Linked DNA regions of Homo sapiens: region 2 is linked to region 1. A link is an interaction called in ENCODE POLR2A ChIA-PET data of the cell type or tissue named here. Cell type or tissue: OCI-LY7. All regions are shown on one strand. Links, peaks and the distances in the headings refer to the core of each region. The heading gives the core; the rest is flanking DNA. Region 1 overlaps BTLA (B and T lymphocyte associated). Region 2 overlaps SLC9C1 (solute carrier family 9 member C1).

What was found. Peaks named below come from ENCODE experiments on the same cell type or tissue, not always from the same donor. Only the 100,000 strongest peaks of a DNase experiment are listed, where the experiment ranks them.
Region 2: POLR2A ChIA-PET joins it to region 1 with 6 read pairs; 2 of 35 experiments call an interaction of 5 or more read pairs at or near these places.

Annotation. Positions count from the first base shown.
Region 1 is chr3:112,470,918-112,476,302 of GRCh38, reverse strand. BTLA (B and T lymphocyte associated) reads left to right here. Exons shown (of 5, transcript NM_181780.4): 3 at 4,948-5,091. Among named protein-coding and RNA genes, the nearest start is that of BTLA, 26 kb to the left of the region's middle. RefSeq lists an enhancer at 2,139-2,639. In OCI-LY7, for the core only: no CTCF peak of the experiment used is centred there; a DNase peak (open chromatin) is centred at 2,762; H3K27ac peaks cover 472 bases.
Region 2 is chr3:112,280,801-112,286,185 of GRCh38, reverse strand. The region is part of intron 2 of SLC9C1 (solute carrier family 9 member C1); the gene reads left to right. Among named protein-coding and RNA genes, the nearest start is that of SLC9C1, 11 kb to the left of the region's middle. In OCI-LY7, for the core only: no CTCF peak of the experiment used is centred there; no DNase peak of the experiment used is centred there.

The DNA.
Region 1 (5,385 bases), core at 275-5,274:
AGCAGTTTAGCAGTAGCTACAACCCTCAATTATGAAATATAGAAGAAATCGATGGCAGAGTTAGGGACTCTGCTTTTGCAAATATAGCGTGAAGCTCGGTGCTAGTTACTTGTGACCATCCATGCACTGGCTTATAAACCTCTTCAGGATGGAAGCTGTGTCTTAAACATCTTTGCTCTGTATGATGGATGGCAGGGTACCTGGCACATGGTAGGGGCTCACTAAATATTTCTTTGTAAATGAATTAAAGAACATAGTATATGCAAAGCACAAAAATTGTCTTCATCAACCTGGAGAAGGCTATATTAAGGATGTATGGAATGAACACTTTCTGGAAAGAATTGCATTATTAATTCACATTAATGAGACAAAATATTGAATTTTTAACAAATACTATTTTTTAAACAGGTAAAATAAATTACAAAAATAAGGAAAATCTGCAAAATATTAATTCTAGAATGATATATACTATTGAATAAATAAGTGCTATTAACTAATTTATATAATATATTAACATAATGTATAATAAAATTAAATTTTGAGGCATTGAGTCCACCTTCCTTGGAAGAGAAGCCTTGTGTAATTCAGTCTTTCTTTATGGGAACTAATCTACTTCTATACGAGACATGAATTTAGCCAAGGTCAGATGAAAGGTCAGAAGTTAATAATTAATTGTGATACAAAAGTCTGTTACACAAAAGTAGCATTGCAATTTCTGCTCTATCCCATATTTGGGTCATTCATGATGACTAAAGATAATCTGTAGTTTGTAAAGTGCATAAAGGTGCCTGTTCTAGGGATCAAGTTGGGGCTGAGATTAGGATCAACAATCTATCTATTTTGTGGAGGAAAGAACCCAACTTTAGGGGAAAGGGAATAACATTCCCTCCTAAATCCTGTGCCTTGGGGGGTTTTATGGAACAAAGTATGTGAAGTATGAAGTGGTGAAAGAGAAAGTCTAAGAGCTAAATAGGAGACATGAAGGGCCTTGTCAGTTTCTTTTTGAACATTTCTACTCTCTTAGTTTCCTACTCACCTATCCTTCCTATCACTCCCTTCCTTATCAGTTTGTTAATTAATGCTCTTGATCCTCATGGAAAATCCCAGAGAATTTTCTTTGGCTTCCTACTCTTGTCTCTCCACAACATTCCACTCTGTGATGTGTTTCCTCCAATTGCTTCTATAAGCATCTCGCACCATCATTATCTTCCTTCTAAATAATTCCAATTAATTCTATGATTGGACTCTTTGTCTTTAGTATTTCCCCATTTTGGTCAATTTCAGCCAAATACACTTAAATTACCTCATACACTTCCTTCATAACAACACTCTCTTGCATAGCATCCCCAGTGGTCACAATATTGGGCTCATCTTTGTTAACCAGCATTCAAAGTCTTCCACAGTTTGATCCCACCACCTTTCTAGATTGTTTCTGGATTCCATATACAGCCTCTCAATTGCAGCCTGACGGCCTTACTTGCCATAACCACATCTCCATCATTGCCCTGTGTATGCTGCTCTTGCCACTTGTAGAGCACCCATTCATCTGTCTCCACCTATGGAAATTCTACCCCTCCTTTCAATCTCAGCTAATTTTCCAAGTTCTTAAGGAAGCTTTTCATGATCACCTGAGGGGAAGGGATCACTCCTTTTTACCAATTTTTATGCCATTTAAGTCTGTGCCTCTCATTTATCATTTCCTTTCACTGTAGTAATGTGTGGAAATGTCTTTTAGGTCCCATGAAAGATTATAATGTCCTGGAAGGCTGGAATTTGTGTAATATTTCTTTTTTTTTTTTCTTTTAACTTCCTTCACAAAAGGTAAATTGTTTAGGAATTAACTTTAATTTAAACTCTGTGTGGATTTAAAACTAATTTAATCTAGGTGTGCATTTTTCTTTAGTGAAGTGGTGAAAACAAAAATAACAGGGAGGGTCAAAGAAAAATTCCTTTTCCTTCTGAACCTGAAAGTGCTCAGTGAACTAAGTATAAGGTGAGGAGAAAAATATATTTTGGAAATATGTTTAAGGACCATGCTTTTCATAAAGAAATTTTGGAGGTCTGATAAAAAATATTTTATTTTTTCCTGTGAAATATATTTCCGAAGTGATTTTGGACATTTTCTTGTTTTTATAAGTGACTTTCTTTTGCTGTTTATGTTCAAGTTAAAAGTTCATGTAAGAACAGGACTGTGACAGAGTTGGGGCTTGGATGCTCTTGGGAAAGCACTATTCTCCCAGAATGAAGAAAAGCACCTTGCACAACAAGCCAAAGTCCTAGGGGAAAAGTTGACAGAGCTGGGGAACAGCCCTTGAAACATCCATTGGCCTGCCACTTCACCCTTCCCAAACTTCCCTTGGTCAGTTTCAGATTAAGAACTTCCCCAAGGCTGGGCGTGGTGGCTCACATCTGTAATCCTAGCACTTTGGGAGGCCAAGACGAACAAATCACTTGAGGTCAGGAGTTTGAGATCAGCCTGGTCAACATGGTGAAACCCTATCTCTACTAAAAATACAAAAAATAAACTGGGCACGGTGGGAGGCGCCTGTAATCCCAACTACTCAGGAGGCTGAAGCAGGAGAATCACTTGAACCCAGGAGGTGGAGGCTGCAGTGAACCGAGATTGCACCACTGCACTCCAGCCTGGGTGATAGAGCGAGACTCCATCTCAAAAAAAAAAAAAAAAAAAAAGAAGAAGAAAAAAAGAACTTCCCCAAAATGTGATCATTATCTGTGGCAGGAAAGTGGGTGTGGAGTGAGAGGGCAGGAAGTCCTTGTGGGCTTCCACCCTGATTTGGAGCACCTGCTGAATGTGCCTCTTCTTATTCCAGGTGCCAGAGATATCATTGTGCAGACTATACTGTGTCCTTATGCTTAAGGAATGGGGAAGAGGTGATCAAAGCAGACAGACAAAGATTGCGTTGTATTTACAGTCTTTCAGTGAGCTTCAAAATAAGCCCAGATATTTACTTTGTGTCAATGATCGTGGGGTTGATGTTCCACAAATTGTGCTTACTGATCTTGAGATAGATTGTTGGATTCTCTGGTAGTGTGCAAACACTGGAATCCTCCCCAAGGCTAGCTCTGGTTTTGGACACGTGAGAGTACACCCTCATCATTTTCTCAATCAATTTCAGTTATTTACCTTGTTTCTCTATTTCAGAACAAACTCAAAATAAGTTAGGGGGAGTTTTGAGTTTGTTCTGAAATAGAGAAACAGTTTGTTCTGAATTAGTTTTATTTGATCAAACTAATCAAGTAAAATTAAGGAAATTAGGTTTTTTTGGTGGTTAAAGAAATAACAGAAGTTGGATCTTCTTGATCCAGCAGATCTGTTTGTATTAGGGTATCTGTTGTAGAAACCTTAGTCCCCATTGCTATCCAAGACCCTCCCCCAGGCAGCTGTTTCTGGCACTCCTGGCAGTGGTTTGGCTGCTCGCTAACCTAAACAGCAGCTGCAACATCAATAGACAACATTTGTTACCACTCTGAATAACCAAACCACTTTTTGTGCAACTTCAGTTGCCTCTAATCATTTTTACCCCAAACCTAAGCATCTAGCCAAACAAAATAACATTATAATATAATTAATAGAATTTTTTTTTTGTTTGAGATGGAGTCTTACTCTGTCACCCAGGCTGAGTGCAGTGGTACCATCTCGGTTCACCGAAGTCTCCACCTACCGAGTTCAAGCGATTCTCCTGTCTCAGCCTCCCATGTACCTGGGATTACAGGTGCATACCACGCCCAGCTAATTTTTGTATTTTTAGTAGAGACGGGGTTTCACCATTTTGGCCATGCTGGTCTCGAACTCCTGATCTCAAGTGATCCGCCTACCTCGGCCTCCCAAAGTGCTGAGATTACAGGTGTGAGCCACCAGGCCAGACCTTAGAATATCTTACTCCAGTATTTTTCATACTGTGTTAACTGTAACCCAAAATTAAAAAAAACAACAACAACAACAACAACCAGATCTTACATCACAACCCATAATGCACACAAATATAAAAAAGTTTCATAAGGTCATACTTAACCATAAGACAGAGTTTCTCCATTGACACTTTGGTCTGGATAATGTTTTGTTGCACTAAGTGGGGGTTGCATCCTGTATAGTGTAGGGTGTTTAGCAGAATCCCCGGCTTCTACTCACTGGTTGCCAGCCTCCCTCCCCCTACCTTGTTACAGCCAAAAATGTCTCCAGACATTGCCACACATGTTCCCTGCTTGAGAACCACTGCTCTAGTGTGTGTGATGCATTCTGATGATTTCTATCCTCTTCTGTTTCATTTTTTAAAATGCTATTTGTGACATACTAAATTGTTTCACAACCTGCTAATGAGCTGTGAACAACTGCAGACAAACAGGGCCTCAATGCGTATTAACATTGATCAATAGTAATGCGCATTAGCTGTGTGCCATGCAGAGCACTTTTAAGGCTATCAAAAGTATTTGATATTTGGAGATTCTGATAAGTTACGAGACAAGGAAAGGACATTGTGTTGAAGAAACTTGAATTTCCTGTTACAAACATGTTGGCTTGAGTTCCCATTGCCACTCACTAGCTATCTGACTTGGAGCAACTCTTGGGACAAAATAAAGACAATGGTTTTCCTACTTAAGTGATGAATATGAGAGTTAGATACTGTAAATAGAAAGGCTTAATGAAGTACCTTCTGACAGTTATCATGAAGATTGTTCTGTGGAAGATTAACTCTATCAGAATAAAGAATTTCTGCAAAAGATAAATTATCGCAGAGCCACGTCTGCTCAGCAAGAAAGCAAGAGGTGGCTGAGGGCACTGGGATTCTTGAGGAATGCCTCTGAAGGGGAAATGGAGGCATTGGCCTGAAATCTCCTTCACTCAAGTTCTGACAATGCAGAGGGGTGCCGCTGATCCCAATATATCTCAGATTTCCTAACTCTCTTTAGCATTTACTAACATTCCAGATGTAAAAAGTGCCTCAGAACGACCCTCCAAGGACGAAATGGCAAGCAGACCCTGGCTCCTGTATCGTTTACTTCCTTTGGGGGGATTGCCTCTACTCATCACTACCTGTTTCTGCCTGTTCTGCTGCCTGAGAAGGCACCAAGGTGGGTTCTATTTTCCCTCTGCCCCCAGTACCACACATTTGGGGCCATTCTTATTTCTGGGGCTAAAGGATTTTTAGTTTCTTCCTGTTGTTTTCTTTCCCAATCCTGTAAACCATGGATAATGATTTCCTAGAAGACAACTCATATTTGCGCTAAAAAGCTAAATAGGTTGGTTGGGGCTCCCTTGAGTCACGGGAGAGGCATGCTCACCACGCACAGTATTCCAGCTAGAGTTGTGGCGAGCATAGCACATTGCTGAGACTTCATCATTCTCTTTGCATCAATCTTAGGTTT
Region 2 (5,385 bases), core at 147-5,146, 190 kb after region 1:
TTAAATATTTGTTATGGGCTTTTTAATGTGTAATAAGTAATTTTTTTCACAGTATTATAAAAATTTTATTTCAAAGCTTTTGATATAGCAACACATAAAAGCAATATGAAAACTAACTGTTAGGCCAGGTCCAGTGGCTCACACCTGTAATACTAACACTTTGGGAGGCTGAGATGGGCAGATCACTTGAGTCCAGCAGTTCAAGACCAGGCCCATGAACACAGCAAAACCTCGTCTCAACAACAACCAAAAATTGGCTGCACATGTTAGCACGCACCAGTAGTCCCGCCTACTCAGGAGGCTGAGGTAGGAGGACTGCTTGAGCCAGGAGGTGGATATTGCAATGAGCCAAGATCATGCCACTGCACTCCAGCCTGGGTGACAGAGCTAGATCCTATCTCAAAGAAAAAAAATAAAAAGTAAATGTTAAATTATAACTGAATACCATAAGGAAAAATATAGCTGTTTGTAGACTTGATGTGCATATTTACATCTGGTTAAATATGCGGACTCCCTTGCTTGTTTTCCACGCAAGGAGTCCTGGCTTTGAGCATGCAAGCTGAAATTATGCAGTGTAATCTTAATCTATGCAAAAATTTATGATTGTTCTGTGACTTTTAAATTTGCTAGATTAAAAACTCTCCTGGCTGGGCACGGTGCCTGATGCCTATACTCCCAGCACTGTGGGAGGCCAAGGTGGGCAGATTGCTTGAGCTCAGGAGCTCAGGACTGGCCTGGGTAACATGGCAAAGTCCCGTCTCTACTAAAAACACAAAAAAATTAGCCTGGAGTGGTGGTGCACACCTATGGTCCCAGCTACTTGGGGGACTGAGGTGGGAGGATCGCTCGAGCCTGGGAGGCGAAGGTTGCAGTGAGCCGAGATCATACCTCTGCTCTCCAGCCTTGGTGACATAGCATCACACCTTCTCAAAACAAAAACCTCTCCTGTTGTTGGCTATAAATATTTTTCAGGAGATCAAGACCATCCTGGCTAACATGGTGAAACACTGTTTCTACTAAAAATACAAAAAATTAGCCAGGCATGGTGGCAGGCACCTGTAGTCCCAGCTACTCAGAAGGCTGAGGCTGGAGAATGGCATGAACCCAGGAGGCGGAGCTTGCAGTGAGCCGAGATCATGCCACTGCATTCCAGCCTGGGTGACAGAGCAAGACTCTGTCTCAAAAAAAAAAAAAAAAAAAGAAAAATTGTATTTTTTTCTAATAATGTAAAACTAATATTTATTTAGTATACTTAATAAAACTTTTAGTAATTTAAAATATTTTAGTAATTTAAAATATTAGAAACATTGAAACACTAAAACATTTCTTTATAATTTTATAAAGAATAGTTTGAATAATGCTTGTCTTACCATATAACTTACTAGTGTTCATCTTTTCTATGCCTTGGCAAATTGTCTCACTCCTTCTTAACTTTGGGTCAGCTTCCAAAAGTTTATCCTTTGCATTTTCAATGTAATGAAGTATCTGAGAGCTCCTTTAATGTGAAGTTTTTTGCTGGCATCACTTCCTGAGACATGGTTGTTCTTTACATAACAACCACTTTCTTAATTTATGTCTATACATTTGACTTTGCTAAATTCCCCTGGCTACATATCTAGAACTGCCTCTTGAACAGCAGCAGCGTTAACATTCCCATAGTCAGCTTTATCTTCTGTAACATTCTATCTGAAGCTTGCAGCTTCATGAGATAGCTTAACATCAATTCATGCCGACTTCTGAAATGATGAACCCAGCTTTTACTGGTAATAATATATTCTCTTTCAGTCTTCTTGTCATTACCATTTTCTTTCAATGCAGTAACTAAAGTTATCACTTTGGCCTGAATGCTAGTCAAACTGATTGGGATTTGTTTTTGATTAGTCTTCAATCCAAACAAGTAAATGCTCCATTTCAACCACAAGCAGCTCTCTGTTCCCAGTGCAACTAAAACTGAAAGATGTTGAAGCAACTTTACCTTTTTACATTTATCAGACTTTTAAAATAGGTTTGTATTACAATTTCATGCAGGTCTGGGTCTCAACCTATCTTTGCTTTGCTGTCACCACTTTCAAATCTAATCACATCCAATTTCACTTCCAGCATTATCACTTTTCTTTGCTGCCCTGTCCCTTGCTAACCAGTTACCTCTTTTGATTATCCATTTTTGTAAATGGTCACGAGTTTAATCCTTGGGGTCGCGGAGGCAACACTACTATGCACTTTGTGCTTTGCTATCTGTGCATGAACTGAACAGATGATCAGTAACGAATCACCAACAAACTTTGAAAGAAGTAATGTAATAGGCGACCGATCATGATGCCCATCTTTTTTTTTTTTTTTTTGCACAGTGATTTGTGGACTAAAGAGCTGGCAGCAAAATTTATGCAAGTTTTCTCAATACTGTGGTCATGGAAATATTAACCACATTGTTGGACTGGTTTTATTTAACTTAACTGTGGTAACCAATATTTATGCATATTGGAACTGTGCAAAGCAAGGACTGCCTGTATCTAAAAAAAGCAAAACTGCCTATGAGTTCACAAAACTTTTAATCCAATTTAGTTAACTACTGTCAAAGCCTAATCCTGAATCAAATAAAAACTGAACTGCTTACTGGAGTTAGAAAAATGTTTGGAAAGAATTTAATGCAGAATTCTTCAAATTAGGATTTGCATAGAACAAAGACATTCTTTTTTTTTTTTTTTTTTAGAGATAGGGTTTTGCTCTGTCACCCATTGTAGTGGCAATAATCACAGCTCACTGCAGCTTCAAAACCTCGGGTGCAAGTGATCCTCCCACCTCAGCCTCCCAAGCAGCTAGGACCACAGGCACACACAACCATGCCTCATTAATTATTTTATTTTTTGTAGAGACAGGATTTCATTTTGTTGCCAGGACTAGTCTGGAACTCCTGGCCTCAAGGGATCCTTCTGCTTTGGCCACCCAAAGTGCAAGGATCACAGGCATGAGCCTCCATGCCCAGTCGACATTCTTTTGGGAATTCAGATCCCCTCCCCTCATTTCAATAGTCTTGAGGTCTGCAAAGAGTAAAGTTGTAGACAAAACGATCATCACAAGGCACATGACTGTAACTTTTTCCATAGCAGCCAGTACCATGTTTACTCCTCGGTAAAACAGTAGCATCCATTCCATTAATGTTGTTTTAGTTTGTTTCTGAATGCATTTATTTCACAAATTTGTTTGTTAAGGGCTATAAACAAAATTTGTATCAATTTTTATGTTTGTGTATATTTACAAAATAGAAAATTAAGTCAGCATTAATTTAAGTTAACATGAATAGTCACAATAATTTTTCCCCTCTATAAAGGGTGAATATTCAAGGAGACTTCAAAAATTTGTGGAAAAATGGAATTAAAAGATAAAAGTATAAACTATATTTCTAAACATTAGCTTGACCGAGTTCAAGACACTTTTCTAAGGGATGATACCAGCTATTTAGTCCATCCGAAAGAACTGAGAGTTCTGGAAATTTAACCACATCAATGCAGTTTTTTTTTTTCATTATTAACTGAAGAACAATGTACTGCCCTTAACAAATTATTAGGATTAGGACAAAAAAGTGAGAAGGTGCCAAACTGGGACTATAGGGTGAATGCCTAGTGATTTCCATCAAAACTCTCACAAAATTGCCCTTGTTTAATGAGAGGGACGAACAGGAGCATTGCTGTGGTGAAGAACTCTCTGGTGAAGCTTTCTCCGGCATTTTTCTGCTAAAGCTTTGGCTGAGTTTTTCAAAACACTCTCATAATAAGCAGATGTTGCCATTCTTTGGCACTACAGAAAGTCAACAAGCAAAATGCCTTGAGCATCCAAAAGCTGTTGCCATTACCTTTGTTCTCAACCAGTCCACTTGTAGTTTGACTAAACTATTTCTGTATCTTGGTAACCATTGCTTTAATTGTGCTTTGTCTTCAGGATCGCACTGGTAAAGACAGGTTTCATCTCCTGTTACAAGTTTTCAGTGAAATGCTTCAAGATCATGAGCCCATTTATTAAAATGGCCATTGAAAGCTCTGCTCTTGTCTGTAGCTGATCTGGGTGCAATGGTTTTTGTACCTCTCAGGTGTAAAGTTTGTTGAACTTTTCCGGTCAGAATTGTGTAAGGTGTGTCTATGGTGTTGGTTGTCATTTCTGCTGTTAATTGTTGGTTTTCTTCAATTAGGCCATGAACTAGATTAGTTTTTTTCTCACAATCTGATGTGGATGATCCGCCACTGTGGGCTTCTTCTTCAACATTACATATCCCTTCTTAAAACTAATTATTCATTTATAAACTGTTCTCTTTGGAGCATTGTCTCCAAACATATATAAACTTTTCATAAAGCATCAATTAAGTCACCATTCTTCCACCCAAGTGTCAACATAAATTTGATGTTTGTTCTTGCTTCAATTTTAGCAAAATTCATATTACTCTTTTCAAACCGATGTCTTATTCTTCTTAATGCTTCAGACTAGATCCTTATGATATAAATCTTCAACGTCTTGATCAAATAAATATGACAAATTATGTTCTGTAAGAAAAACACCCTTCACTTTTATTCCTTCCCTGCATATTTTGAGTAATTATCTTCTAAGACCCATGCATCTTTTCCCAAAATCTCTGAGAGTACAATTCCTTATTTCCTTCACTGTGGCAAAGTGTTTCAGAAATGTGTTCCTTGAATTAAAAATCGGTGTATCCTATTTGACTCCCGCTCCTCCAGGATCACATACCTGCAGCCAACCATGCCAAGAGCTTCCCCATTATCTCCACATCGGAGAGCCTTTTCTCCCAATATCCTCCAGTTTCAGAGACTGCACCCGGAGACCCATTATCAGGTTCCCAGATTCACCTCGATTTTGGTCCTGCCTCTCTGCTTTGCATTCTCAGGCTCAGCCTTACAAGAAGGGCGATGGTGTCGGATTGTGCCAGAATTAGTGAAAACAGGAGGAAAATGAACCAGTTGCAGCAAAACCCACTATTCCACAACTAGTTTTTTAAGTTGGTCTAGTTTCTCATTGTTCCTGAACCAGATTTCATTAAAGTTTACTTACTAATCTTTTATTGCAGGATTGCTAAAGAAACTAATCTCTGATTTATAATGTGTACAAAACTACTATAAATATTTCAATAGTAACCCAAGAGCCAATAATTGCTAGTAATGTTTGTTAAGTTTCTAAGGAGATGAGAATGAGATACATCATAGGAGAGGTAAAACAGTAACCCGGTAGATTAACAGTTACACTGATTCTGTGTGCTGATAAGTGTGAGGGAGGATTTTAAACTCATGAAAAGTAGTGAAACTGTAAGACATTGTTCACAATTTTAAGAAATCATGTCACATTAAAGTTCTATAAATGAGATATCTCATTGCCTTTCAGTAA